Linked DNA regions of Homo sapiens: region 1 is linked to region 2. The links are chromatin loops, found by intact Hi-C in ENCODE. Cell type or tissue: dorsolateral prefrontal cortex. All regions are shown on one strand. Each heading gives the region's core, and the rest is flanking DNA. Links, peaks and the distances in the headings are about the cores only.

What was found. Peaks named below come from ENCODE experiments on the same cell type or tissue, not always from the same donor. Only the 100,000 strongest peaks of a DNase experiment are listed, where the experiment ranks them.
Region 1: a loop joins it to region 2, with 3 times the contacts of the local background. A loop is called at or near these places in 1 of 110 quality-filtered maps.

The regions. Positions count from the first base shown.
Region 1 is chr20:24,468,924-24,484,258 of GRCh38, forward strand. SYNDIG1 (synapse differentiation inducing 1) reads left to right here and starts at 706. Exons shown (of 4, transcript NM_024893.3): 1 at 706-830. RefSeq lists an enhancer at 10,536-11,037. In dorsolateral prefrontal cortex, for the core only: no CTCF peak of the experiment used is centred there; no DNase peak of the experiment used is centred there; H3K4me3 peaks cover 1,231 bases; H3K27ac peaks cover 3,562 bases.
Region 2 is chr20:24,691,875-24,707,209 of GRCh38, forward strand. No RefSeq gene overlaps it. Among named protein-coding and RNA genes, the nearest start is that of LINC02967, 220 kb to the right of the region's middle. In dorsolateral prefrontal cortex, for the core only: no CTCF peak of the experiment used is centred there; a DNase peak (open chromatin) is centred at 7,717; H3K4me3 peaks cover 587 bases; H3K27ac peaks cover 1,648 bases.

The DNA of each region.
Region 1 (15,335 bases), core at 4,218-12,217, 220 kb before region 2:
GCCATGGGCCAACAACAGGCTGGCTCAGGGCTGAGGGGGTCTCTGGAGTCTGAACTCCGCGCCCGCTTGCTCCTCCAGGGCTTAGCTGGTCAGGACTTGAACATTCGCCGGATCCATAAATTGGGTCATTTTTAACCTCAAAACCGAACCGCAGCCTGGGGAGGCCTTTAGGACCGAGGGGAGCCATCCCTTCCTCTAGTCGGGCAGCAAATTCCTGTCCTCCTAGTCCCCCGCAGCTATCCCCCGCCCCCAGCCTCTGTGGCCCTCACATTGTCAGACACTGGCCGCGGGCCACCATCTGGACGCGATCCCCCGCTAGGGCCTCCCTGGTCTGGGCCAAAGTTGGTGGCCACCTTCGCGCGGGCTGCGCCCTCCTTCTCTTCCCTGCCCTCCTCCCCCGGGGCCCGCGCCCGCTGCCTCCAGCACGCGCGTCGGCAGGCTCGGCAAGCGAAGAGGAGCGGCTCGCCCCAGGGCGCCCCTCGCCCAGCCTGCCGGCCAGGCGAGCGCGACGAGAGTCTCCCCGCACCCCTTCCTCTCCCGGGGGCCGAGAGGGTTGGGCTCCGCCCCGGCGCCGCAGCTCCCGACTCCCCGCCGCTCGGGCTGCCGCCGCTGCCCCGCGCCCGGCGCTCGGGGCAGCCGGGGGCGCAGGCGGAGAGCGCAGGGCGGGGAGAGGCGTGGGGAGCAGAGCGGCGCTGAGGGGAGGGCAGAGGAGGAGAGAGCCTGGCAGCGGAGGAGCAGAGGCGGGCGCCGCACCGCCCCGCACGCTCGCTCGCTCGGGAGAGTCGCGGGCGGCCGCTTGGGCGCACTTGCCGGGTCACCTTGTCCCGGAGGTAAGTCCAGACCTCCCGGCCGCGGGGGCGGGCGGAGGGGCCCGCAGTGGGCGGGGTCGCGGCAGGGGCCGCGAGCTGGCGGCGGGAGCTGGAGGCTGCCCTGCGCTGGCGGGTGTCCTAGTCCTGGCTCCGCCTCGGAGCGCGCAGACCCGGCGGCGGCGTGGCGCCCGCGGTAAGTCCGGGTGGTCGCCGCGACGAGACTTGGGAGACACGGGGTCGCAGGGCGGGAGGGGGAGCTGAGCCGGCAGAGAAAATGCCCAGGAAGGGGTCGATGCTGGCCTGGGCTGCACCTTGGTGCCTTGCCACCCCGGGAGACGCGAAGGGGCTGCTGTGCGAATTCGATGGGAGCTGGTGAGACCGAGAACTGAGAGCGTAGCGGAGCCAGGCTGCCCAGCAGGGCCATGAGGGCGCGCGGCGGGCCAAGGCTCTGCGGGTTCGGGCTGCCCCTCGGAGTGACCCGAAGGAGACCAGCCAGGGCTGGTGAGCCGGGCGGCCACGGAGCTGGGGACCTAGGTCTGTTTGGGAGTAGGAAGGGAAACAGACTAATTCTCCGAGCGGAGCGGCAGGCAAGGTGCAAGCGCGCTTGGGATGGGGAATCCCGACGGGCGACCGTGGCGGAAGCAGAGACTCCTGGAGCCTCTTTCCTCTAGCCAGGACAAGACCTGCCTTCAAAAGCTGTCTGGCCCCTGGCAGCCGCGACAGCCTGCAGCCCTGGGAGCCACAGCCCTGGCGCCGAGATGGGAGCGAGCACATACGCTTTTTTGGTTCCAATTTGAATCTCGCTTTTTCCTAGTCGTGATTTCTGCCTCTTCATGTGCACTCTCTGGGCAGTGAGGAGGAAGGAATGGCTCACTGGATGAGTTGGGCACTTTTCTTAGGGAAGGGGCTTTGTCCCTATGCGCTTTTTGCAAGACCCTACTAGAGTGGCTCTGGCAGCCGAGCTTTGAGGAGGCGGCCAGAGGGGCCGCTTGGCGTTTCTGAAAGACGAGAGGAAGGGGTCTTCTGGTAGTCCTGTTTTCCTTTGGGGGTTTCGTTGCACGCAGAGGCTTGGGCGCTTGGCACCCAGACTTCAGGTGCGCACAGTCCTCCTGCGACGTCAGATGCGCTGGCGCCGCGGCGCTCCTGGCTCGGACCGATGCCTGCGCCTTCCCTGGCCACGTCCTGGTGTTTAGTGCAGCAGACACCGGCCGAAGGCTTGGCTGATTGGGGGTGTCGAGGGGAGGGGGGCTGGGCGTTACACAGTGGCTCCGTTTTCTGGTTGGAATCAGTTGGTGAGGCGTGCGCGCGCGAGTCCGTGTATCTGTCCGTCTCCCTCCTACAGCCCAGCGTGTTTGGTCTGAGTCCAAAGAAGGAGGTGGTGTGTGTGCTGCGTAGACCTGCGCCTGTGGGGTGAGCAGCCTCATAGCCCCCAGAGCCGGCCAACTTCTCCGTGCTAGGCTGCGACCTCAAGGGCTGCCGCGTCGGGGATCGGAAGTGGTCTTCAAAGAGGGGTCTAGGTCGCGAAATCCTGGCAGCAGCCGAAGTGAAAAGGAGCTGCTAGGAGGCGGGCGGGGGGCAGTCTGATGTCCGTTCTGGCGCGGACAGGAAGAAACTGAAGTCGAATTTTTAGTTGAATTGCGTGCTCTGTGTTTGGCGGTGGTGTGGCCCGTTCTTTTGGAGGTCCACACCACAGGTATGAGGCCTGTGGGCCCTGAGGAAGCGCGATCCCCTTAATTCCTCCCTCCCCTCTCTCTCCACCGCCCGCCCCTTTGCAAGGAGCAAGCCTGACAGTAGCTGATCGGCGCCCTCTCTCACCCTGTCCCCATTTCCTGCCTGAAAACGGAATCCTCATAATCAAGAGGGCCTTGTTAAAAAAAAAAAAAAAAAGGAAAGAAAAGATGGAGAAACCTATTTTTAAACTTTTTTATTATGGAAAATTTCAGTTGTACACAGTGACAGACAGAGAATAGCACTGAAGCTTTGTGTACCCCCCACCCAGTCACCACCTGCAGTTACCTTTGGTAGAGTTTTGGAGGCCACAGAGTTTTGGAAGCCTTGTTTGATGAAGTATTTCAAAACTCATTCCAAAATGCTAAGTATTGGATAGTAGGTTAATTAGCTCCATTCAGTCATGACACATTGTATACGCATATCACAGCATCATTTTGTACCCCATAAACATACACAATTATAATTTGTTAATATCTGATAAAATAAACCAATTCAGTAAAAATACAAAATCACTTTGATGTAAACTTCAAAAAAATAAAAAAACCATTCCAAACTCACTTCACCTCTAAACACATCCCTCTGTATCTCCAGCTGATGACATTTCATTTTATGTTCACCTATCAGAAATGTCAGTTTTTAATAACCCCATTAGAGTATAGGTGATATTAAAATAAAAATGAAGGCCCCCTCCATTCCCATTTTAGGGTAGAAAAGGAAAACCTGCCAACTTTACTTGAGGCGTACAGGGGTGAGATATTGAAGAAGGAAAGACAAGTCCGGATCCTGGGAAGACAGATATGTTAGCAATAGGAACAGACTCATTCTAATTCATGAAGGGCGTGAACACGATTCTGGTTGAGCCATGATAGGCAAGAGAATTTTTTTTGATAAAAACTTTAAAACTCAGTTCAAAAATTATAAGCAATTAATTTCTTCCACATTTAGCATTGAGATAAATTAAAAGTGCTCTACCAGACTTGAGTTATTTTTCTCATTAATTTTAAATCGTATTTTCTAGGGAGTTATTACTATTATCAGAGAATAGAAAGTTGTTTTCTTATGTAAGATTTCTATCTGAGGCACTAGTCGGTGCTATTCTGAGGTTCATGGAGAGTACTGAACATTTCATTGTCTAATTAGAAAATGTTTGGTCATCCTCCAGGTCACACCTGCTCTGCCCTCTGAAAAGGCTCTGTGCTTGCTGAGATGTGATATTCACTGTGACTTCTACTGTCTGGAGAGGCATGGCACGCAGGGAGGCACTGGAGGCAGTGGGAGGGGAGGCCCTCCCTCCACCAGCCCCCTCCCATTCTGCACACCTCTGTGCTTTCCTGTATATAAAAGCAGTTCCTAAAAATTGTCAGTGATGTTCTTAGAGGAGTCAGTCAGACTTTTGAATACCTTTATAAAGTGCACTATTTAAAGGTGTCCTTAGTTAACCTTTTGTAAGATGAATAACCATCTTGTAGGTGAGCAGTTTTATGTCCTGTCACCCATCCCCAAATAAAACCTTGTCTTTTCATGACTCCAGCTTGACCCTGTGCCCCTCACATTGGCCTTTCAGACCCTCATGCACATTGGAAAATGCAGGCTCCATCTCAGAGTAAATGTACCGCTGTGGCCCATAGTTTGAACAGATGTCACATTATCAGCAAAATTCTTTGAATGAGTGGGTAAAGGTGACAAGGACTGAAGTATGTGGGGTGTTAATTTGACAACACCAGCAGAACACTAGGGGTAAATGACTAGCAAAACAGCCTCTTGTATCAGTGGAAAGTTGCATAAGGTCATTTTGGGGCAGTGCACTGATAGAAGTTTTTGGAGCCTTAGCTCTTGACCCGGCATCACTACACTAGGGGCATGGTGTCAAAATCTCTACAAAGCAGTATTCAAAACATTAGAGATAGGCTGACCAGGTCTCTAACCACGTCACCAGAATTAGAATAATGAAGTTGTCGGCAGGAGGTTTGAACAAATGTGGTTTCTCAGCATTCTCTGTGCAAGATGCCCATTTTGAATGATTCCTGAGAGATCCTAAACTTGTGTTCAAAGAGCAGATGAAGTAACCCGGGCACCAGCTATGATTCAGTGCCCTCATGGTTGCTTTGCTTATGTCCAGGCAGCATATTGGATTGCACGGGGAGTGGGGGAGGGACGCACTGGGGAGACAGGCGTGCAGAGTGTCTCCTGTCTCCAGGCTACTCCCTCTTTCCCCCTGGGCCTTTCCCGAGTGCCATGAGCAGACATAGGCTCCAGAATCTGGAAGGTCCCATTTGTTTTCTCAGAATGCCATGTGAATACAAATTTACCCAGAGAAACATTGAGACAATGAAGTGTCCTCAATCCAGTGTCTTTTTCATTTAACAAGCTGTGACAACATTAACGCTTGGTTTTCAAAATCCTGGAAAGAATATGGTTGAAAAGAAATGGTCTCAGAAAAGTGACGTGGTTTGTCTAAGATCATTCAACTAGCAAGCAGCAGAACCCAGAGTCTGGAGCCTACAACCTGCCATCAGCAAGAGTGAGGACTGGGACAGTGTGTTTGCACTCACTTGGGGTGGATGGATACATGCACAGGAATGTACCCAGGGTGTGTACATAGCCATGTGGGCTAAAGATTTACAGGAATGGATAGGAAAGGCATGTGAGCAATAGCTTATGAAATTTATCCTTAGCATAACTAAATTAGATTCATATTATGTTATAAAACTTACATGATGCATTCTCTAAGATGGAAACATTTTTAAAACAGATTACCAACAGACCACCACCCTCCATTTATAATATGTGATGATTCAAGATGCAAGCATGGTTGGATGACAAACTGTAAATCATCTTAAACTATTGTTTGATAAATGACCTGTTAAACTACCAAAAACAAAGGAAAATAGAAACTCTAAAGAACAACAACAGATAAGCTTCAGGATCAAAAATAACTGCTAGAACCAAAAATAACAGAACCAGGAAACATTAAACACAGGTAGAAAATAATAAAAATAAAAGCTGTTTCCAAAGGCACAACCCAGGGGATAACCTTGCCTGTTTAGTCGCATAAAAAGAATTTAGGAGTTCAGTTAGCATTATTTCAGAGAGATGGGCCTTGCAATCCGTGTTCAGTGTGAAAAACTTTTTGCTTGGTTTTTAGTTGTTAACTGAATTTTTGTCAATAACATTCATTTTTAAATACTGGGGTGGCATTTAGAGAATGAGTCTGAAGGAGAGAGTACTTGCGTGGATTTCAAACTGCGTCTTTCAAGAACGGCTCACTTAGGTTAAATTTCTATTTTGAACAATTCTTAGGTCTCCAACAAGTTCAGTTGTAATCTATCACTTGGCCTCACTGGGCAGGCGCCCGCTTTCACACGTTACCTCCATCTGTTTCTTCCTTACCTTTCCTCTATTTCAGAAAACTTCAGTGCCCAAAACAAAACCAGAAAGCAAACACATTTCAGATAATTAGAACCACAAAAGTTTTATTCCATTGCCTCAACTTTAAACTACAGATCTTTCTGAAAGGGAGATACAGTAATCTTACCTCAAATACACTTGGAACCACCCCCCATGCCCCCACTTAGAAAAGCAAATAAATGAAATGTTACAGAAACTCACTCTTCTGTCATGAGTACAATAGGCAGTTTTTAACTTCCTCCTATGATCTTGGTCCTCACATGTTGGTGGTACAGACCCTCAGCTAGCATGGGTCTGAGATGCAGGAGTTTATTCCTGAAGATGCTAATGGGATTAAGTCCTGGGACAGTTTCCCAGTGGAAACCCAGTAGCCATGCTGGGGAGTGGCCTGAGGCATTAGCTTTAGGGTAGCCCCCAGGGAAGCCCAACTCATCCTACAAAAGATTGGTACCAATTCCATTGTTAATTATTTGCAGTTTCTAAAAGTGCATTTAAGAAAGCCTATGTGTTTCTGTAGCCAACCTTCATGTCTGACATCTCAGCCTCAGCCCATCACCCATGTGTCTCCCTTATAAGAAACCTTGTCCTTATGGGTCGAGTGCCCCATGGGATAATGGCACAGGACCAGTAGGGCAGTTGAAAGAGTTGAAATGTGATAGGTAGTGTGCGTGGTTTCTGACATGCTGTCTAAGCACAGGGGCTGGCCTGGGCTTGTAGTCATAGATGATTGACTGTCATGGATTGACTGTAAGAGGCACTCGTTTGCCTCAGATCTCCCATGGAAACCCTGTATTTGTGAGGACCTTGGAGAGGACCCTGCACAGGGCAGTCCCACCAATCCTAACCTAGTCTTGGAATGCTTTCAGACATCTCTTGCCTGTGTACGATTCTGGCTTTACTTTTCTCTCCCAATTCCTCACCGTTTCCATAGTGCCTTTGTGACAAGTGGCTCCACAACAGAGAACTGTGAGCTAATTAATGTGCATAGTATCTTTTTTTTTTTTTTTGAAATGACGTCTCACTCTATCACCCAGGCTGGAGTGCAGTGGCACAATCTCAGCTTACTGCAACCTCCGCCTCCCGGGTTCAAGCGATTCTTCCACCTCAACCTCCCAAGTAGCTGGGACTACAGGCGCACTCCACCATGCCCGGCTAATTTTTCTATTTTTAGTAGAGTCGTGGTTTCACCCTGTTGGCCAGGCTGGTCTTGAACTCCTGACCTTAAGTGATCTGCCCGTCTTAGCCTCCCAAAGAGCTGGAATTACATGCATGAGCCACTGTGCCCAGCCTAATGTGCATAGTATCTTAACAGTTTTTTTTCTTATATACTAAACCCAGAGATACAGCTCATTCATTTCAGTACTCTAATAATAGTTTAATACACTAAATTTCCTCACAAAGACAGGTTTTTGTTGAAAGCTAACTTTGAGTCAAGGGGAATAATCTGTTTTGTTATTTCTAAGTTTATTCTCTGCCCTTCATTATTATCCTGATCTTTAAAAGCTGTGGATATTGGCCGGGCGCGGTGGCTTACGCCTGTAATCCCAGCACTTTGGGAGGCTAAGGCGGGCAGATCCCTTGAGGTCAGGAGTTCAGGACCATCCTGGTTAACACGGTGAAACCCCATCTCTACCAAAAATAACAAAAAATTAGCCGGACGTGGTGGCGGGCACCTGTAGTCCCACCTACTCAGGAGGCTGAGGCAGGAGAATGGCGTGAACCTGGGAAGTGGAGCTTGCAGTGAGCCGAGATCCCGCCACTACACTCCAGCCTGGGTGACAGAGCAAGACTCCAACTAAAAAAAAAACAAACAAACAAACAAAAAAAACAAAAAAAAACTGTGGATATTAAGTATCACACACTTTGTTCACAATGGGATCATCAAGGCTCTGCTGGAAGCCTCTCCTAACTGCTCTGGACTTGGTAAGGACCCTGCAGCCTGCAGCACAGCTGTCCCACTAAAGTAGCCTGGAGCAAGGAGAGTCATTTGTCCAGCTGCATCTCTGTCCTTCTGCCATCTGCCATGGCCCTGCTCCTGTGGGTCCTCTTGTGTAACATTCATTGGTACACTTGCTAATCTGAATGTTCTGGGTGTAGGTGTATTAGCTGTAAATCGGAGCCCTAGATATATTTGAGGACATCACAGTCTATTTTAGAACCATAGACATGAAATGTATCTGTTGACTCAATATGTGCAGAATTCTGTAGCTTCCTTCCTTGCCTATTGCTAGACCTCGAGTTTCTGATTTGCCACATACCTTTCCAGGAAAAACATGCGTCACACTCTTGGGACACAAAAATGAGTTTGCATCCCTAATCTCAGCAACGGTTCTCTCTGTTGCTCTTCACATGCCTACAGGGCAAAGTGGCACAGGGCTGCTTAGTGAGTGCTGGGGTGACCAGGTGGCCCTACCGTCTCACCATTGATGTTGGGCCATAGCCCGTCCTCAAACACACTGTTTTGTTTTTTTTTTCTTTTTTTACCAGAGCAGGGCCACATGGACACCTCCCTCCTCCCTAAGCTTTCCTGCATCCCATTGATTGTCTTCAGTCACCTATCTGTCCCACCCAGAGTCTGGCACTGCAGTTACCAGCTAGTCTGTTCTGCTACTTCAGCCTTGCCCCCGGTGCACCTGGGACTGTAGCACCCAGACTCATAGACAGTGGGAACAAAGGGCTTCCTGATGGTCTCTGGATCAGAGAGCCAAGCTGTAACCCATCTGTGATTGCCCTGCCTCTCCATCATCTTGTCCTCCAGTGATTGCAATGCCCTGGATACCTGCAGAGGTTACTGAGGGGATGGGGTATACAGCACCCCACTGCCCCTGGCTCCAGTGTGTCCTGTACATTATGCAGAAGGCCAGGCCAGTGCATGGAAGTGGAGTAGGGAGAGCCATGGCTCTGGGAGATATTTGCCCTTCAGGGGAGACTGAGGCTGGGGTGCGATGGAGGGGCTGATGGAAAGCCCAGCATTGGCCAAAGAATAGACCTCAGTCACTAGCACTTCTACACGGTTATAGATACTCCAAACTCCAGGTGTTTCTGTGCTGTCTGGACCTAAGACACAGACGTGGGCTTCCAGCATTACCGACCTCAGGATTTGGCTCTGGGCTGGACAAGAACTCCACCCTGCCAGTGGCTGAGCATCCTCTCTTGGTAGAACCAGGTAAGCCTGGTGCCTCACCACAGGGCCGCCTGGCTGCCCTAAAAGGGTGGCTCTGCTCTTCAGGTCTGGATGAAATAGAGGTGAGCTAAACAATTGTGAGGAAATAAAGGGAGCTCAAACCCGAAGGGTCAGATTAAAGCTGGCAGGGCCTGTTTGGATGTTGTCATGAAGGAGATTCAGGAAGACCACCAGCTTCAACCATTGGTGCCTTATTGCTTCGGTGTCTGTCTCAGGGACCAGAGTGGCAGCGCCAGGCAGGGCAAGGGAGGAGCCCTAGGAGGGAGGGGTGGAGACTGAGCTTTGGCTGTTATTCTGTGTGACTCCCTCGGCGAGCTCCCCAGATGCCTGTTTGACACTTGGTGGAATGAAGAGACCCAGAGGGCTTCCCCAACGTGCCGTCCAGCCTCACTGTCTGCCAGAGGCAGAGCCAGGGCACAGGGACCCAAATTTTCAGGGCTTGCTTGCTTTTGTATTTGTCTCTAAAGTGCATTTTTTCTCACCCACTGTACTTAGTTTTCTTGGCATTGCTGGAACCTAGAATACTGTTTGGGACAATGACAGACCCCATGCACCGTAGACAAACAGATGCAGACAGCTCCAGCTTCCAGCAAGCCCCAGGTAGAACACAATGTGATGAGGACATTTCTCCATCTGTGCTTTTCAGTGGTTTCCTGGGAGGAGAGCGCCACAGCCAGTCAGGGGCACCATGGGCAAGGGGAGGCCCAGTTCCTAGGCCAGGCCAGGAGTCATGCACTTAGAAAAGTCAGGGAGAACAGAAGCCTCCCACAGAACTCACAGGCAGGCAGAGGGGAAGCTGCATTCCTGTAATGCCAGAGGCCAAGACATTTAGAGAGAATATCGGATTGAACTCCGCAGGACAGCAGGTCGACTGTCAGACCTCGTGGGCACTGTGTTCTTGTCTCGCTCTCAGCATAAGGCTTTTCCCGGAAGATGGAAATGTTCTTTCTCCTTAGACACTGCCCAGAAATGCTGATCTTCCTCGAATTTCTATTCAGAGCTTTAAATATTACAGAAATATATATTTGGTGAGTTGGGCTCTGCCAACTGTTTCAGTCTCTCCATAAGACTAAGTTGGTGCCTAATTAGAGTAAAAACAAGGATGCAAATTGCTTCTTGGGGACCCAAATCAGAGGGTCTCTGTCTCCACCAGAGCCTGGCCCAGCCCTGGAGAGTGACTTGGGAGCCCCGTCCTGATGGGTTCTTCCCGCTCCTCTGAGACCTTCTCCCCGAGCCCTCACCCTCCTTGGATTCCGCCTGCCAGGCCTTCTTTGTCAGAATGGAGTGGCCCCAGGGGCAGGACTCACCTCTACCAACTGAGCTTTCCTATGTGCACAACTGGCTGCCCTAGATATTTTCCTGTCCCTACCCCTTACCCAAGGCCATCTCTGGGATGTTCTCTGGGGCAGCAGCCTCAGTGAACCCATTCTCTATCTGCTCCCTCCAGCCCCTCAGGCTTCCCTTCCCATGCCCCTTCCTCTGATAATGATACTCAGTAACCCAGGAATCCACACCAGAAACTCCCTAGCCCCTGTGCTTCTTCCTCTTCCTCATCACTAGATCTAAGTATTTCCTGCCTCTCTCTTGCATCTTTTCCACCCTTGGCCCCATATGCACACTCATCTCTTGCCAGATCATCTCAGTACCGTCCTGCAAGCTCTCCCTGCCTGCTGCATTGTGCCTCTTGCCTCCAGGACTGCCAGGAGAGTGAGCTGTCTCAAGTGCAGATCCGCCTCTGGGGCGCTCCTCTCGAAGCCCCCTACTGGCACTGGACAGGCTGCTTGGGAAAGATACAAGGCAAGGCTGTCCTGTCAGTCCCTGTTCACCCTCCAGCCTCATCACCATTTCTCTAGGTGCCCAGAACACTGAGTTACTCCTGCCCTGCCATGCACAGGTACATGTGCACACACAAATGCCTGCACACACACACACTCCATGGTCCCACACGTGCACGCGCGCACGCACACACATTACATAGTCCCACACCTCCCCCACCTGCAGTTGGCTACCTCTTGCCTCTTGCTAATCTCCTTTGAGGTTCAGAGGCTTAGCTTGATCATCACCTCTTCCCAGCATCCTTCCTCCAAGTTTGGCATCCCCGCTTCTAGGTGTCCTTGGCACCTGGGCCCATCCCAGCACTGGTGTGGCATTAGCAGAACAACCGAAGATGAAATATCTACAAGTAACTGTCAAGAAATGTGTAAGACCTATATAATGCTATTTCAATCAGAATGCCAATATTATATTGCCTTTTGAGCTTGACAGAATTATTCAGAAGTTCATGAAATTTAGGCTACAGTACTAAATTTTTTTCAGTGAAGAAATGTCCTACCAGATAATAAAACGAAGTGTTCAAATTACGTTAATTGACCTCAAATCCATTAGGATGGCTACTGTCAAAAAAATCACAGAAAATAACAAGTGTTGGTAAGGACGTTTGGAAATTGGAACCCATGTGCACTACTTGGGGAACTGTGAGAGGACGTAGTTGCTATGGAAAATAGTGTGGAGGTTCCTCAGAAACACTAAACATAGATTTGCCATATGATCCAGCAGTCCCACTTCTGGGTATATATCCAAAATAATGGAAAGCAGAGTCTTGAAGAGATATGCACATGCCCATTTTGATAGTAACATTATTCACAATAGCTAAAACGTGGAAGCAAGCCAAGAGTCTATCAGCAGATGAGCGGATAAGCAAAATGTGCTAAACACATACAGTGAAATATAGTTCAGCCTTGAAAAGAAAAGAAATTCTGTCATAGGCTACAACATGATGAACCCTGAGGACACTATGCTTAGTGAAATAAGCCAGAGACAAAAAGGCACATACGATATGGTTTCACTTATCTGACATACTGAGAGTTCTCAAACTCAGAGGCACAAAGTACAATGGTGGTTGTGAGGGTTTGGGGAAGAGGAGATGGGAGTTATTGTTTAAAGGGTATAGAGTTGCATACGTGCGAGATGAAAAAGTTCTGGAGAACCCTTGTGCAGCAATGTCAATATACTTAGCACACTAAGAAATGGTTACGATTATGTAAATTTTATGTTGTGTGTGTGTGTGTTTTTTGCCACAATAAAAAAAAACTACATTAATTGGAAATGTAAGATTCTAGTTACTGGTATGTAGTTAACAGGCTATTCTGATCTACTGTTGCATAACAGACTGCCCCCAAAACTCAGTGTTCATGGATCTGTGGGTCAGGAATTTGAAAGGGCACAGTGGGGACGGCTTATCTTTGCACCATGGCTCCTGGGGCCTCAGCTGGGAAGACTCACATGGCTGGGGCTGGAGTCCTTGCCCAGGTTGGGCTCACTCGAAGCCTGGACCAGGAGCACCTACACGTGACCTCTCCCTGGGTTTCCTCCCAGCATGGTGTCAAGGGGGCCAGACTTCATATGCCGAGGCTTCTGCTCCAAAAGTGAGTGTGAACATGGTCAAGACTGCACGATCTCCTGAACCGTCTCCACAGCCACTCTGGGTCAGCGCCACAAGATTCTGCTGATTATAGGCAAGTTTCTAAGCCAGCCCAGAATCAAGGAGGCAAATTAGACCCCACTTTTGAAGGGAGGTGTGTGAAAGAATTTATGAACCATGTATTCAATCTGCCATGCAGACAGGTAGGTCAGACAGAGAGCTCTGAAACAGATGCCAGCCCCAAGAGCCTAATGAATGTGTGGGAGCTGGCGGGGAGAGCTGAATTAGTCAACATGGAGCACTTTGGAAGTAGGTAGTTGGACTGTAAAGTCAATTTATATCTCCCTATTTCATAAAAAGTTCTGAATGTATATAAAAAGCATTGATAAATAAATATTCTAGAAGCATGAATAAATTCAGCCTGAACATCTTACCGTAATCCCAAGTGAAAAAAAATTGATAAAGATTAAATATATATATATGTACACATTCTATACAACAGGCACTGTAAACAAAATTGGAACGCATATAATAATCTGGAAACAAACATTTGCAACAAATTAACAAATGCTTAATAATCCTCACAGAGCAAATAAGAAAACACAAACAACCTAATTAAAAACTGAGCTCATGCCATGGAGAAAAAGGTGAGAAGAAGTGGAAATGACTAAGAAAGAAATACATGGAAAAACATATGTGCATTTTTACTTGTTTTTTGGTTTTTGTTGTTGTTGTTGTTTTTTCTGAGATGGAGTCTCACTCTGTCACCCAGGCTGGAGTGCAGTGGTGTGATCTCTGCTCACTGCAACCTCTGTCTCCCCTGACCTTGTGATGCACCTGCCTCAGCCTCCCAAAGTGCTGGGATTACAGGCGTGAGTCACCACGCCCGGCCGTGCATCTTTACTTGTAATGATGAAAATGCACATGAAAGTTAGGGAAGACACATCTTTCCAAAATGATTGCCCAGCTTCAGAGATTCCAGTTGCTCAGTAAAGGCACCTGAGGCAGCCTTTGGGATCACTGGGGAGGTTGAATCTCTTGTCTTGAAAGTTTCACTGAAATGTTCACTGAGGTCCTTCCCCTATATCTGTGGCCACACAACAGAACCACTAAAACATTTCTAAGATACACGCAGAGTATGTGTATCTTGCTTCCAGTAATGAACTGTCAGAAAAAAACTAAATGCCTGTCAAAAGGGGATGGTTAAATATGATGCAACTATTATGATGTTCTTAAAATAATGATTAAATTATTCTAAATCCCTTGTCCATTGGCCAGGGCTGTGCTGGGTATGTATTTACATGGATCAATGTCCATGGTAAACTACTAAGGATGGAAAGCTAAAGGAAAATATGTTGAACATTTGTGTGAATATGTTATTCTCTGAGAGTTTAAATATTTATTCAGATAATTCTTGAAAGCTGTTCTCCACATTGTTAATGGTATGTAGCCATGAAGAGTAGAATGGAAATAGGAACTTCCATGGTTTTAATTTTCTATGCATTGGTATGATTTGAATTCATAAATATGTGTTGTTTTTGCAATTTAAAAAACCTATTTAAACACATATCTATCCTTTGGAAGTAATCAGAGGTCTGGATGTAATGTTTCGGCTACACGTTCACATTCATACCTGATTTGGGGGAAGTGGAAAGCCTGGAGCCTCCTAGAAGTTGAGTGAAGGGTGTCTTTGTCAAGCATGCAGTGCACGTTGTGGTTGCAGTGTGACGCAGCAGGAGTCCAAGCCGTGGGCACTCACACGCATGCAGAGAAAGGTGTGCATGTGTGGAAGGGACTGCAGGAGATGCCAGTACTGCCACGAGTAGCTCCAGGCATGGGGTTACATGTGGATTTCATTTCCTATGTTATGTACTTTTCTGATTTTCAACTTGATCCTTGATTACTGTTTTGATTAGGAAAAAAAACCCAAAAGTTTAGAAATTGTTTTGCTCTCTCTCTCATTTGACTGAAAATCTGTTTCTTAATCATATTTTATGTTCCCACGTCCTATGCCCAGAGCTAGCACACATTATGTGCTCAGCCAGTGTTTGCTCTTCCTGTACTTCCCCTGGGCACCTCCCTGCCCCTTGAAAGAGCGTGCTCTGCATTCCCACCCAGGAGTCCCAGCCTGAGGAAGCCCCTCTCCTCTGAGCACGCGTGTGCACGCACCTGCCTGCGGCTGACCGTCTTGGCTCTAAGCCCCACAGCAGTGGATATGTTTTCAAGAGTAGTTCGTTCACCACATATTGAGTACTTGCCATTTGCTTGACCTTGTGGCAGACCCCAGAGACAGAGATGAAAGGCTTTGGTCCCTCATGGAAGAAGGGCATTCAGAGGCCCTGCCTAGTGTGCAGGGCCTCACTTTGCTTGACACGGTGCAAGTGCAAGTGGCGATACAGGCAGGCCAGCGGGGATGCTGCGTCCAGATGCAGCCAAGACTCGGAATGCGAAAGAGTGACTAGCCTGGAGGAGTAGAAATAAGGGGTCTTCTCGGCAGAGGGTGCAGGATAGGGCAGAGGTCACAGAGGCCTCCGCGCACCTAGGAGGTGGAAGTTGGATGTGACTTCAGAATTCCGTCTGCATCAGTGGTGTTTACTGAGATCCAGGTGCCCACACGAGAAACAACAGATGGGGTCAGACGAATTCAAGTGCAGTCCTGGCTACCTACTGCTGCCCAGATTGCCCCAAAATGTATAGCATGAAAGCTGCTGAGGGTTGGGAATTTTGGAGGGGTCGGCTGGGCGTGTTCAGCCCCATTCTCTCAGGCAGGTGCTGTCAGAGT
Region 2 (15,335 bases), core at 3,204-11,203:
TTCCAAGTAACCAAGCCCCACCTTATGCCTTGGCTAGGAACTGGCCCATTCTCTTCCTGCCACTAGCCCTCTAGGAAACTTCGACAGGTGCCCAGGTCTCCTGGGTGTAGAGAGCACAGCCTTGCTCCACAGCCACCAGCTTGTGCTGAGAGGAGACGCTCAGGTGGGATGGAGCTCTCTGAGCTGGTTCTGCAGGAGTTGAGCTGGCTGCCACCGTGGAGCTCAGAGTCTAGCTGGTGTGAATCCAGCAGACCCACCCGCAATGTGCCCCTGAACCTGGTTCCCCTCTCCTCCCTGTAGCCTTGTTCATCATGTGCAGATGGATGTCTTCAGACTAGAGTATCTGCTCCATCAGAGGCTTCTGCCACCATGGGATATTCTGCTCCTGCCCATGCACCACAGCAGCCACCAGCCACACCTTGCTATTGAGCACTTGAAATGTGGCTGGTGCACCTGTGAAGCAGAATGTTTTATTTAAACAGCCACATCCTGCCAGTGGGCAAAGTATGGGACAGCGCAGGTGTAGGCAGGAAGGTGGAAAAACGCATCCCAAGAAGAGAGAATAGTTTATATGAGGCAAGGAGACTGCAGCTTGGATGAGCCCAGGGTCGGGAGGAGGGCCTCCTCTTTCCCTTTGCACACCAGCCTGGGTGGTCTTAAAACTGCAGCGAGGTGGGCCCTTGGCATGGGGAATGCAGGACTGCAGGGTGAAAAGAGGGCATGGTGCGGGGCCAGCCAGGGCTGAGGAAGCGGCCAGTGATGCAGAGCTCCATGTCGGCAGGGCCCCATCGACTTGCTCTGGCAGCCTGCTGGGGCCTGGGTACAGGTTCAGATCACAAGTGCAGGCTCAGAGAAGCAGGGAAGGATGGTGTTCCTCGATGGCAGTAACTCCATGCTGTGTAGTTCACTGTGGAGACAGCACAGAGCCCACCAGGTCCAGCGTTGCAGGTGCGTTGGCCTGAGACTGCAACACCACTGACCGCTTACTCTCGAAGACTGAGCTACTGCTGTGGTCCCCGTCCCTCACCTCATGGCTGGAGGGTGCAAAGCGGAGCCAGGGTCAGAGCTTCATGTGGGACTGGTGACAGTGCCGTGACTGGCAGGCCCCAAGTCCCCAGCACTTCCTCTAATTAAGGGAACTTGGCATGTCCCTGGGCCTCTCTGAGCTTTAACTTCATCTTTAAATTGTGACTTGTAAATGGATCAAGCTTCTCAAACTCTAGTGAGCCTGAGAACAACCCAGGGTGCTTGTTTAAAATATAATTCTTGGGTCTCTGGACTGGATTCTGGAACAGAAAAAGAATGCTAATGGAAAAACAAGTGAAATCTGATGAAATCTAGAGTTAATTAATTGTAATGAGCCAATGTTGCTTTCTTATTTTTTACTAATGAACCTTGATACTGTAAGATACTATTAGAGGAAGCAAATTGGGTGAGGGGCATATGGGAACATTCACATTATCTTTGCATATTTTTTGTGACTCTAAAACTATTGCAGAATAAAATGTGTATTTTTTAAAAAGCTTGTTCCTTACCCCGACCACAGCCATTCTGAATTCAGTAGGTTTGGGGGTGGGTCCCCACGGGCTGTGATGGGAGTGATCAGCAGACCGGGTTGGAAAACACTGAACTTTGTTCCCATGGTGCTAGCTGGAACCACTCCTGGGTCCAGATTCTCTGAGGTGGCTTTCCACCCAAGCAACAGGGGCACAGCCAGAAAGCAGGCCACAGATGCCAGAGAGTCAGAACCAGGCCTGGAGTCTGGAAGGGCCAGAGAGAGCTGAGGACACAGGAGATGAGAAGTCCAGATGTCAGCAAAGAGGGACGTGAGGGGACAGAGCTGGGGACTCGCCTCCCTCACTGCCCCATGCACCTGCCATGAGTGCCTGCAGTGCATACCTGTGTGGTGTGGGGGGCACCCTGAGCACCCACCCCCGAGTTCCACAGGTTCCACTCCTGGGAAAACACATAAGGAGCTGGTGGCGGAGGCTCTGGGCCTGAAGTCAGAGCTCAAGAGTGGATGGAAGGTCAAATCCTTGGATGAAAACGACAAAAATATCAGGAATCTAAGTGCGGAGACCCCAGCCTGCTGCCTCCAGACCCTCCCTGGGTTGGGAAAGGCCATGGCTGAATAAGGTAGTTGGCCAGTGTGGCGGGAGAGAGGCCTCTTGGGAGTACCCCAAACCTCGTGGCACAGAAAAGACCCATGGATTTGTACCCAGGGGGTTGGATAGGGACATTCCAGCACAGACCACAAGTGGCTTACACTGCCCTGTGAGGGCAGGTGTGATCAGGACACACCATGGCCAGGAGGGGCTGGACGAAGTGGCCTGGGCCCTTGGTGGGAGCACGGCCAGAACTCGGCCATTCCCTGGGATCTGGAGGGACATAGGAAGTAGAACAAGGAGAGTGGGGCTCCAGGAGGGCAGCCAAGAGGGCAGCGGTGGTTGCAGCCTCTAGGGTGGGTGGGCCCAGAGAACCTGGGAGGAGGCCCCAGTTCGGCAGACTTTTGCTAGGGAGAGGCAGGGAAGGCCTGGGCTGAAATCCAGGCAGAGGGGGTGTTGCCAAGACACTGACTGGAAGACGGGTCGGCAGGACACAGTCAGATGATTCCTGCCCTTTCTGGGGTGACTTTGCGGCACCTGGTGATGGCCTGAGCTTCTCCATCACCTGCAGTATAGTCCATGGCCCCGAGCATGCACACTGGGACTGCTAGGTCTGCAGAACCCATTAGAAAATGCAGAACTTAGGAATCTGCATCTCCAGGGTTGGGGTCCAGGAATCTATTTTTTTACATCGCGAGGTGATTCTAACGAGCTAATAGGTTTGGTAACTGCCAGAAGAAAGGACTTCCAAGTCCCTAGCTATGGGATCCTGGCCCCAGGGACACAAGCTAGATGTGCAGGCTCTGGTTGTCCCCAGGGAAGTGACTGTTCTGCCCTCACCCCAGCATACCTCCCAAGTTTTAGTGCTCAGCCTCTCCCAGCTGAGTCCGTGGGCCGGAGTGGTTATAGCCCAAGGAGTTATTGCTGCCATAAATTCAAAGAAATGAAGCATTTCGGAAGATAAATTTCTTTTTGATTCCCAGCCAGGCTTCCTTTGGAGAGATGGCTGGAAGTCCATGCTGTCCCTGAGCTGTGTCTCCCTTTCCTTCCTGTGCCACCCCTGCTGTGACCTCGCCGGCGCCGGCTCCGGACAGGCTGCTGCTTCCCGAGTCCCTGGAGGCTTCATCTGAGCCACTCAGTTTCCCTCCCTGGCAGCTCCACGGCCGGGCAAACTTCATTAGTTCCAGCACTTGCTCAAGGATTTTCTGTCTCTCCCTTCACTGTCTTGTTTACTTTTCTTACCTTCTGTTTCTACTTTTTTTGGTTTCCATAAAAATTGCTTGCACAACTGGTTTGGTCCAGTTCTGCAATCAGCATCTGGGCCACTGCCTGCTGCAGGGCTGAGAGTTGACACAATCAGAAACAGTGTCCTGCTGGCTGGGGCATAATTTAGTTCAGATGACACTCTGTGGCCAATGTCGTATTTTCCCCCAGATTCTACTGGAGCCACGCAGAGGAAAATCTACTGCATGTAAAGCTAATGACAGGTCGAATACATCAGGGATTGCTGAGTCTTGGTTGGATAATACAACACATGGATGCTTGGCAAGTACCTTCATTCATTCCTTCACTCATTCACTCTTACAGTGATTCATTGAACAAATTTGACTGGTGGCTGCCCTGTCCCAGGTGCTGTGTTAGGTAGATTCCACCAGAGAGGAAGAGAGGAGCAATGGAAAGGGATGCGTGTGTGCACTTGTGTGGCATGATTAAATATGGATTGTGTAATATATATGATGAAGCAAACATGAGTGGCTATCTAGGCATAAAGAGGTAGTTGCCCTAAGAGCTGCACAGTGGAATGTTTCATGGGAAAGCATTTCAGATGAGCTCTGAGCAACCCCTGAAGCAAGGGCAGGTCCACCAACCACAGGCAGTCTGTATGTGTGCCCAGAGCAGGATGGGAAGAGGAGGTGGTCAGAGACTGGAGGCTGGGGACATGTCCATCCCATCCCTAAGCACCACCAGCCCTCCATGCTCAGCCATAACCTTAACCCCACATCCTCTCCTGAATATCCCCAGGCTGGAACCAGGGCCCTGGCATGTGGGTTGATGAAAACCTTATTAATTTGATGCTCCTCCTTGGAGGCTGGTGCTTCTGGCATTTGCTGAGCAGGTAGGTAGCCGTGTGGTGGGACCCAGATGTTCATAAAACCAAGAACTGCATGGGAAAGAGATTGTTCAAAGTCACTGTCAGCTGAAAAAAGTGACAAGGGCCCTGAGAGGGCAGATGATGTGCTAGGCCCTGAGAAGGAACCAGGAAATGCTTCCAGGAGGGATGGATGGGGCAGGCTTCATGGAAAAGCAGAGGAGGATGTGGAACCAGCTAGTTAGCAGGAGGCGGGTGAGTTAGGTGGGTCACTTGCCAGGAACAGGGAACAATGGAATGGACCCAGCAGAGAAGTGGCAGACATAGCAGTGGCAAGAAGGGGGCATTGGAGCTGGACTTTCAGGGCCTTAAGTGGCAAATTAAGGACTTTGAGTTTGACCCCAAGAAGGTGAAGCGGTCTTGGGAAGTGGCTTTAATGGCTGGGGATGGCGTGATCAACACCACGTTCAGGGGTCGGAGTCTTGTGGCCCAGTGGACTGGGCATGGGCTGGAGGGGGAGGGTGCACTAAGAGGCAGAGGGATGTCCCTTGGGGGCATGAGCTGAGACAGGCTGGGAATGTGAACGGAGAGGACGAGGTGCTGGTGTGCCTTGCCGTGGCTGAACACAGCCTTGTGGCTTCACTGAAACATTCCTCAGAGGCAACCGAAGATTCAGGGAAGAAGCCATGTCCATGGGCTTCCAGCACCAGAAGGATCAACTCTTCAGGCACATATGACAACCTACTCTCAGGTCCTTCCTACCAATTCCTGATGGGCCACCTAGGGCCATCTTGGTTTGTTTAATTTGAGTTCCCTAGCTACTAAAAAATAAACTGGATTTTTTATTTTATTTTATTATTTTGTTTTATTTTTTGAGATGGAGTTTCGCTCTGTCGCCCAGGCTGGAGTGCAGTGGTGTGATCTCCGCTCACTGCAAGCTCTGCCTACTGGGTTCATGCCATTCTCCTGCCTCAGCCTCCCGAGTAGCTGGGACCACAGGCACCCGCCATCACGCCCGGCTAATTTTTTGTATTTTTTTTAGTAGAGACAGGGTTTCACCGTGTTAGCCAGGATGGTCTCAATCTCCTAACCTCGTGATCCACCCGCCTCGGCCTCCCAAAGTGCTGGGATTACAGGTGTGAGCCACCACGCCCGGCCTTTTTTTTTTTTTTTTTTTACTTTGGATGATTCAGACTTTCAGTCCTATGAAAGATTGGAGGCTGAGTAAGTGGACTGTCCTGTCCCCGTGTGGACAAGTGGCCCAGCCACTGCAAGCTGCTGTGTTCTGGAAAAAGGACAATTTATATCCAGGTCTGTATTCGAATCCCACTCTGCTGCTTGGGAAGCTCTCTGAGATTCACGGTTTCCCAACAAAAAAGTGGCATTGTGAGGGCCATAATGGTCTAAGAGGAAAAGAGGAGCTGAGAATAAGCTTGTCACCATCGGGCACACCCGTCAGCATTTTCTTCTCTTCTTCCTGAACACCCAGCAGATCGGACAGCAGCCTCCCCTGCAGCCAGGTGAGTTCTAGCCAATAGGATGTAAGCCAGGGAGCACTCTTCCCCCTTCTGTAGGCTGGATCCAGATGTAGACACTGAGGCCCTAGAGAACAGAGGAGCCACAAGGTGGGAGAATTCCTGGAAGGGATCGGAAGAGGGAGGACAGCTACCTGCCAGCCAGGACCTCGCATTTTCAACTCTTCAGGGAATAAGCAATAAACTTCATACTTGGGACTTTGGACATTATGGGGTCCTTTTGCTATAGGAGCCAGCATTAACCCAAAGGAGACAGATCATGTCATCTGCAGAACCTCTTCCAAGGCAAGCAGCATCAGGGAGATGTGTCTGAACAAAGCAAGGGGATTCGGGACAGAAGAATCTTGACCTAGTCAAGTTCAACTAAAAGCACACACTTGGGAAAGGAAGGAAGCCCCGAGATCACGGCTCTCCCTTAAGACAGAACCTTCCTTCTGCCCAGAACCTTTCAGCATTGAAGCAAAGCAACAGGCCCATGCTTGGGAGATCTAACTCCCCAGAATAAGTGTCTGACCATGTGTAAGCCTTAATCATCTAATGTGATTAGGGTCAACAGCGTGACTTAGCCTAGTGGTGAAAAACTCTGAAAAAGATTCAGGAAAACCCAGATGATCTTGCCTTGCTTTAACTAGGAGAACCAGAACAGCAGGGCAATTGACGTTAACTACAAGACCCAGGCCCGGCTGTTGTGCTCCTCCTGGGAGCATCAGGCACTCACCACACCCCCACATGCCCTGGCCACATCCACAGCTGCTGCTGCAGACACCACACATCTGGGCTGGCTCTGCTGCAGTCCCTCTGTAGTGACGCAAGCCAGAAAGATTCACTTCTGTGTGGATCTGCCACCTGCAGCAGGGCACCTGTCGCCTGTGGTTTTGAACTTGCTAACTGCGGGTGCAATGCAACTGCACCAGTGCATGCAGCACAGTGTGATTCCCACAAGCCGCCTCTCAACTGTTTTCTCCCTTCCTAGCCCAGTGCCATGGCCTTCGGCAACAACACAGGGCAGAGGGGTGGGGATCATCAACTTCTTAATCCTGGGGCACAGGCAGGAAATGTAAGCCAGCCCTGCTCCTGCCTCTACTCCCAAGCATGGGCTGTGACAGCCCTGAAATCCCAGTTCAGCCACTCAATTGCCCTGTGACCTGAGGCAAGATACTCACCATCTCTGAGTTTCTCTCCTCCAAAAAGTGGAGATGATGCCTGCACCTCCTTCCCAGGTTGCTGGGATCCTGAGTCCTAGCCCAGTGCTGCCCAGTATCGTTTGCACCCTTGCCAGGTATGAGGACTGACAAGTCGTAAATGAGCTGTGTGAGTCATTGTTCCTCTGTGAACCTCAGTTTTTTCCCCTACCTGGTGATGGAATAGGCTCGGCCCTGCCTATCCCTGTTGGTGTTGCTGCAGGAGCAGCTGTAAAACCCAGCAGACCATTTACTGCCATGACAGCCTGCCATCACCCATCCCTAACCAAGGAAACCCCAGGTGACTTTTGGGATGTTGCAGGAGGCAGAGGGGCCTAGGTGACTCTCAGTGGCAGCTACAGGAGCCCAGTGCTCCCAGCACTCACTGCCTGAATCAGATGTGGGTGCGGAGGATGGACGTGCAGGGATGAGGGCCCTGGGCTCATCGGAGCCTGTGGCCATGGCAACCTCATCAGGAGCTCCATGTGGGGATTATTAAGGAATATTTGCATTAATTAAGAGTCCAAACATCTTCCTTTTCCAGGCAGGGACCTGACACACACATGCCTCTCTCCAGCCTCTAAGTACCCTTGGCTATGCCTTGGGCAGCCTGCTGGGTGCTGGAGCGGGTCCTGCAGCATAAGGATTCTGGCTCTGCTCTCCAACCTCTCAGAACCTCACTTGCATTGACGCATTTCCCTCTACTGCTGTCCCCAGCCTTCTAAGTGAGCCATCAGCAGCCTCAAGTGCATCATCCATCTGCTTTATTCACAAAACAAACCATCGTTGCTGGGCTGGTCCGGACTCCGCCCTCCCTCTTTGACATCATCATGAACAATAGTCATTGTTTTGTTTGAACCAAAATTGTCTAATGTTGTACAAAAATAGAGTCACTTTGAGTCTTCCAAAGGACATGTGACATCCTGGAAGCTGGAACAAAACCCAAGCCCCAGAGGCATCCCACAGATGACCACAGTGAACCTGGATGTGCGGGGACCCAGGTGGAGCCCAGAGACTGGGGACAAGAAGGTGGCTTGGAGGAAGAGGATAGGAGCCCTCCTGCAAACACCCCTGACTCTGCAGTGGGGTCTCACCTGAGAACTACCCCCATAGTTTCAGCAGGGCAGTTCTTTGTGGAGACAGTGGGTGCAGAGACCAGCAGGTCAGCCCCAGGGCGAGCAGCAGACCCCATGGAGAGGAGCCCCTTGCTGGGGGGTGGGGGAACTCACTCCCCATAACAGGCATGGTATAGCCCTTCCTTCCTCTAGGCCCCACCTGTGGCTTCTCTCCGTAGAGGTCCATCCTGCTCTGAGCCTCAGCCACATAAAACCTCCCTCCACACCCACCAGGAGCCCCAGCTCTGCTGTTGGGCCTGCTCTAGCCACCTTCTCTTCCATTTCCTGAAGACGTTGCGGGACCTCCCATCCCCATTTCATGAGCACAGAGGACTGGGGAGAGCAGCCCAGAGTCAAGTGGGTGTGAGTGCCTGCTGCTCAGATGGGGTCCACACATGCCCCTCCTTCCTGTTTGTTCCCCCAAATTCCTGATTTTCACCTTCCTTGCAGGCTGGGGATGAGGAACAACCCCCTTCAGAGCCCAGCCCTTATCAGAGTCCACACCTCCCAGACAGAACGGCTAAGAAGGCACACAGACCCCAGCAAGTCAGACCTGGAAGCATACTCACTGCTGGAGGCCTGGGGTCCTTGGTACAGGGGAGTTCCCCTGGTTAAGGGAAACCTTAGCCCTTGTCTGGGCCCAGCTGTATGACCAAGGCTGGTATCCAGGCCCTTAGCTTGGACACTGGCAGCGCTGCCCACCTCCCTGATGTCTTTGTCCCCTGCTGTTGGCTGGGTTCCTGGTCTGAATGATCTGAGTAACCCACAGCAGCATGGCCGCTATCTGTTGCCAAAATCCATTTCATCCAATGCCCAGAACCTCCTGCTGTCCCAGTCCACCCCTGGATATTGACAAGGCCTGGGTGAGCCAAGGACCTTCCACAACACCCTGCATTTGTGGGCTGGCCAGCTTCCTGGGGAACCGTCCTCCCTGGGACCCTCCCCAGTCTCAGCATGTTCAGTTCCCACTGGCTCTCCTAGGACAGTAACTTGTCCCTGTGCATGTAGCTTGCATCACCCTCGATATCAACTTCCTAAAGTGGTGGCCTGGACAATGAATTTCTAAAGACAGTGACACCAAAATATGTCATCCATCCCCTGTGTTTCTCTCATGATATGAGGTTGACCTGCCTCTATTTGAGGGGTGTCTATGTCCTCTGAATCTAAGTGGACCTTGGAAACCACTCCAACCAATAGATCAAGGGAAGTCACACTATGTGGCTTCTGGAACCAAGTTGCTTCTCTCCTGGGTCCCGTGCCTCCTGGAGCCCAGGGCTACCACGAGGGACATTGCCATGCAGGAGGCCATATGGAGAGAGCACAGGGAGCCTTGGATGCCCACAGTGCCCAGCTGGTCAAGCCTTCCTGCTGCAGCCCCGGGTGTCCTGGAGCTAAGACAAGCCCTCACACGGTGCTCGGCCCATGTCCCCAACCCACACACCAAGAGAGCAGTACATACGGTTTTGCAAAGCATTGAAGTTTGGGGTAGTTTGTTATGCAGCCATAGTGACTAAAATAATCTGTGTTTCTCCAATACAGAAGGCTATATTAGCCAATAATCTGTGTTGCTTGGGCTTGTAGCCTGTGGGAAGCCCTGGGTGTAAGCTGGGATGTGATTATGCTCAATTATAACATGAGAGGAGGTGGCAGCTCACTGCTCTTCAGTGGCTCTGTTCGTCCTTGTTCTTTCATATCTCTTAATCCAAAGGCAGCTGAGGCTTTTTCTCTGGGTCACCTTAGAGTCCTCCATTGTCAGTAACAGTAAAAAGGCAAGTGTGCAAGAGCTGAACTAGAAATGCCTGGTATTACATCCCTGGCCTGTGCAGATAGTGGGAGTAGACCTACACAAACGTGCTCTCCCCACAGAATCGCCTCAAGGAGGGGTGACAGATGCCAGCCTGCCACAGCAGCCAAGCACAGGAGACACCAAGGAGCCAGCATGTGCCCAGGCCCCTGGATCTCCTACTGCACACTCCATAAGGACTTCTGGATTTGGGCCATGTTTCCAGGAAGCAGCATAGTAGTACCTGAGAGTGAAGAACGACATGGCCAAGGTCTAGTCATGATTTTAAACAAGTTATAAATGAATCACGGTGCATCCATCCACTGGCAGACCGTCCCGCAGAGCTATATGTGCATGTGTGCCTCTAGAAAGCTGTCTGACACTAGCAGTGAAGGAACACTGAGGCTGCAAAACATCATGTCACCTTATATTTCATGTATGCACACACACTCACACACACATATGCTATTAAGAAGAGAATGGTTGTAAAGAAATATGTGCTAAATGATTAGTGGTGATTCATTCTCTCCAGCAAAAAATTATACAGAAATTCTTCTTTTGATATACTGTATATAAAGCTGAGATTTAAAAAAAGATATTAAAAGACTTTTAGAAAGAAAATCTGCTGCGCAGGTAATTTTGCAGCAGCACTGGGGCTCTCAGGAGGTGAGGGGCTGCTCTCCTCCCGAGTCTTGAAGTGCAGTGCTGCCCAGAGGTGGAGGGCGGGGCAAGGGACAAAGGACAGGGAACAGGGGCAGGAGCAGGGGATGGGGAGGGGACAGAAGACAGGGAGTGGGACATAGGGGGCAGAGTCAGGAGACAGGGGGCAGGGAGCAGGGGACAGGGGAGAGGAGACAGGGGCAGGGGACAGGAGACAAGGGGCAGGCTCGTGAATGAGGTGCCCAGGGCTTTCAGTCCTGGGATCCCCTGACCAGGGCCACTGGGACCAATGCTTCTGAAGCGGATGCATCGTTGCCAGGGAGTGGGGCGGGGTGGGGATGGCATATTGGCCTCAGTTCATGCTCTCCATCAAGCAGTCCTGAGTTTGAACTGGGATTGGTATTAATTTCGATTCCCTACAAAGCAGAGCCTGAGATGAAAGCATTTGTGCCTGCACTGTCCTGGGAAATAAGACCTCAAGGAAGCAGAGCTGCCAGGGAAGGAAAGCGAGGCAGGGAAGGAGAGGGGCCAAAACCCAAAACCAAGGGATGCATAGCTGGACCTGCTGCCGGGCCGGGTCCTGTGGGACTTCTTCAGGGAGCCTGAGGGTCGCCGTGGCTTGCAATATGAATATGATGTCAGCCTACATAGAACAAGAAGCAGTCATCCACTGGCTTCCATCTCCTACTGACCAACATCTACCCCGTCACCTAGCAGCTCTCTCACCCTTCCAGGGTGCAGCATCTGGCCGTCCTGGGCAGCTACGGGGAGACTAGATCCAGGAAGGGTCTGTGTCCTCCAAGACATAAGCCACCGGGCGGGCAGGGGAGCACCAAGACAGCAGGTCCCATCACTGGGGGATGGAGCCCCAAGAGAGACCCCCACTCAGTTCTACCGAAGTGAGGAGGAGCCACCTTATCTTCCTGGAGGGTCATCAGTACCACAGGGCAGAAAACCAAGATGCCAGGGTCCGTCCTGACCACATGGCCAACTCTGGGAGCAGGAACTGAGCCTCGACTTCCTTCAGCCTACCTGCCTGGTGGCTGCCTCCAGGGTGAGGCGAGGCAGCAGGCAAGCTGCCCGCACGCAGGAAGCCCTCTACATGCTCCTGGCTGGAAGCATTTGTGTTGCCATCAGCATTTACATCGCAACAGGAAGACTGCTCCACATGGGCAGTGGCGGTGGCTCATGCAGTCTGCAGAGAGCCCACTGTTAAATGTCTAGCAATTCGAGGAGCCGGTTGTCAAACTATTGGTAGCTTGAATTCTGCAATAGTGGGAGGGTTTGCACCACAGAAGTCAGAAGATGCTACAAATTGGGGTTTGTTGGTGTCTTTTTAAAATTTTCCTTCCGGACTGCTGGCTTACTAGGTCACCACTGCTCAGCGCCATCATTTTTTTTTTATTTATCAAATTAAATGGGAGAGGGTGGTCCTAGAATTACCTGCATTGTCTCCCCTCTGGTGTCTCGTTTACATGCAGATTTTGGGATCCCACCCCAGACCTCTCAGAGCTAAATCTCCAAGGGTAAACCTAGCCCCTGTGTTGGACTGGAAAAGGTGATTTGCTTTATGCACGGTTACTTGAGGGACCCACTTGTCCAGGCATTCAGGTGCCCAGAGTCCAAGGTCTGAGACTCCAGGAGCCCTCAGCCATGTGCTTCTGCCCCATCACTCTCAGTCACCTCTCAGGTGGAGCATTTTTCTTTTCACCTCCCTTTCTCATCAACAAAGCCTCACTGCTTTGACAGTTACAAAGCGTCCTAATTTACCGGCTTTTCCTAAGGATGTCCACGTTGGCCGAGTAACTCATGGCTTTAAGCCTGAAACTTAAAAGGCCCACACACTTATGGCATGTAAGTGGCAGTGAGACCTTCAACGCATGAGTCACCCCCTTTCAAAGGTACTCACAGACATCTCAGAGAACAGAGGTCACAGCCATCCCAGAGCACAGGCCTTGGACCCACATCTTGGCATCCCCGGAAGCTAACAAATGCCAAATCTCCTGACCCAGATCTCTTTCCTCCAGACCAGCACATCTCAAACCTTAACCTGCCCACGAAACACCTGGAAATCATGTTAAAAGGCAGATTAGGTTCACAGGTCTGGGGCAGGGCCTGAGATTTTAGAAATTATCAAGCTCTCAGGGGATGCTGATGCTGCTGGTCCAGGGACCACACACTCAGTCTCAAGGGTCTCTGATTCACCGTTACCCATGGAACCTTGTGGAAGAGAGAGTAAGAGCTCTGACACCATTACAGATGAAAGGATTCACTACATTTTTTATATTTGTTTCTGCTGCCTGCTACCTTCTCTTCTAGGTGTGTCTCAGCTAGGACCCCTAGACTTTAGTTTCACTTATTGATTGCCACAGAATGCTTCAAAACTTAGAAGCTTAAACAACAAAAATTAATTTGAGCTGGAGCTCAGCTGGGCAGTTCTTCAGCTCCAGGTAGCATGTGCGAGAGCTGGTGCACCCCATGTTCACATACCTGGGGCTTCTCTAGAGAGCTAGTGTGGCTGGGAGTTGATCAGACATGTGAGCTCTCTCTCCCTGTGATCTGACCACCAGGGTAGTTTGGGCTTCCTTATAGCTTGGTGGTCTCAGATCACTTGGAGCTCTTATGTGACAGCTGCCTTACACAAGAAAGCATTCCAAGAAGACAAACCCCCATGAAGAAACATTGATCAGGTCTCTGCCTGTATCGCACTTGCTAACATCCTGTTCTCAACAAGTTACATGGCCAAGCCCAGAGTCAATGGGGAAAGGGCCTACACAAGGGTGAGAACGCCGGATGGTGTGGTTCACTGGGGCTGCAGATACAAAAGCCTACCATAGCCTCTAACTTCTGATTCCCACACTGGTGTTTATTCATCTGTCCTTATCTGAAGTTCAATTCCCATAGAAATTATCTCACCTAATAGCTCATTTGAGGGAGTCTTGGATCTGTAGCAATTATCAGAAAACTGCTTTCTGAATTCAGCTTCATTAGAACATTTAAAAGGAAACAGTTCATTAGAATTTCAGAAATACTCATTTTCATGCAAGACTTGCTTGCTTAGGTTATTACATTGAAAATTAATTAATTCTTTTAGTCATATTTTTAATGGAGGAGGAATTTAATTCTTTGAATAATATGACACATTTCTGCTGAAGACTGACAGCTGTGGGTATTAATCACTGTTCTCATTTCAGAACCTATTCTCCCTGCCCAATTTCATTATTTCATGGTGAAGGAATGGTTTAGAATTGCCACTGGCAAAAAAGGAATTTGGACCACAAGCTAGGGTACTGTTATTACGAATACGGTGACAAAGAGGTTGGGAGCTTCACCCAAACCCTGAAGATTTCACCATCCCACACTCTGTGGCCCAGCAGCACCAGCTAGCGGCATCATCGCCTCACATTTCAAAGTTGCTCCTGCACTTATATCTAGGGTGGCTTATAAGAAATGGGCAAAAGATCACATTTTCCTTAAAACTTTTTGTCCACATATTTTTATTAAAAAAATAAAGAGCATGTTAAAAATGATCCAGACAGATCAAAAGAATGTGCAATGAAAAATCATTTTCTTTCCACCCAGCAAGGCTGGACACCAATCCTCAGCATTTCGGAGACAGTGAGTCCAGTTGCTCACATTGTGTGTGTGCGTGTGTGTGTGTGTCTGAATGTGTCTGTTTCACATCCACTTTTGAATGTTTGCTAAAGAACACTTCAAAACTTAGCAGCTTAAATAACAGGAATTAATTTGAGCTGGGGCTCAGCTGAGCAGTTCTTCAGCTCTAGGTGTATATGTGAGGGCTCTAGAAACCCAGGCTGGAAGTTACTTTCTCTGAGCTCCTGGAAGATATCATCACATTGTTTCCAGGTTTCCATTGCTTCTGTTGAAAAGTCAGATTAAAGCATATCTTTTTTTCTGGACTCTTTAAAGATTTTTGTCTTAGCTTTACTATGATGTGCCTAGATGTTGTTTTCTTCATACTCAAAGCCCAATTTCTTTGGATCTGTGGTCAATGTCTTTAACCAGTTTTACAGTTTTCAGCAGTTATCTCTTTAAGTATTATTTCTGCCCTATTTATTATTCCTCTCCTTTTCAGATTCTAATTACCCATATATTCGATATTTTTCATATGTTCTATGTCTCTTAAGGTCTTTCTCTATTTTTAATTCTTTTTTTCTCTTCATGCTTTAATTTAGACATGTTCTTCAAATTTATCTTTCAATTCACTTTCTCTTTACCTGTGTCCAATCTGCATTAAACTCATTCATTGACTTAATTTTAGTTATTTTATTTTCCACTTATAAAATTTGTATTTGATTCTTTTCTAAAGCTTCTGATTTTTGACTACATGTCTCACTCTGTTCTTTAATTTTCTTTAACATATAAAGTGAACTTAAAGTCTGTATCTAACAGCTCCTATATTTGGATCCCCATGGGCCTGTTTCTAATGTCTTTTGTTGATGCTGTTGTTATTGTTGTATTTCATTCATGTTGTCTTATTGTGTGTTTAATTATTTTAATAAAAACCTCTTCCTTTAGTTAGAAGTTATGTTTTTCAGAAAGGGTTGATGAGTGACTGTTCTTCAGGTCCAGGCATGTTTGAAAATATCTTCTTTTGCTTTTATATCAAAATAATTGTTGAGGAATTTAATTCTTGCATTATTTTTTCTCTAATAAACTCAATCATATTACTTGACTTGCTACTTGCATTCAATATTGCTGTAGGAAAAACTGAGACCAAGCTAATCTTCCTGATTTTTTGTAACTTGCATTTTTTTTTTTTTTTTTTTTTGAGACAGAGTCTCGCTCTGTCACCCAGGCTGGTATGCAGTGGCGCCATCTCGGCTCACTGCAAGCTCTGCCTCCT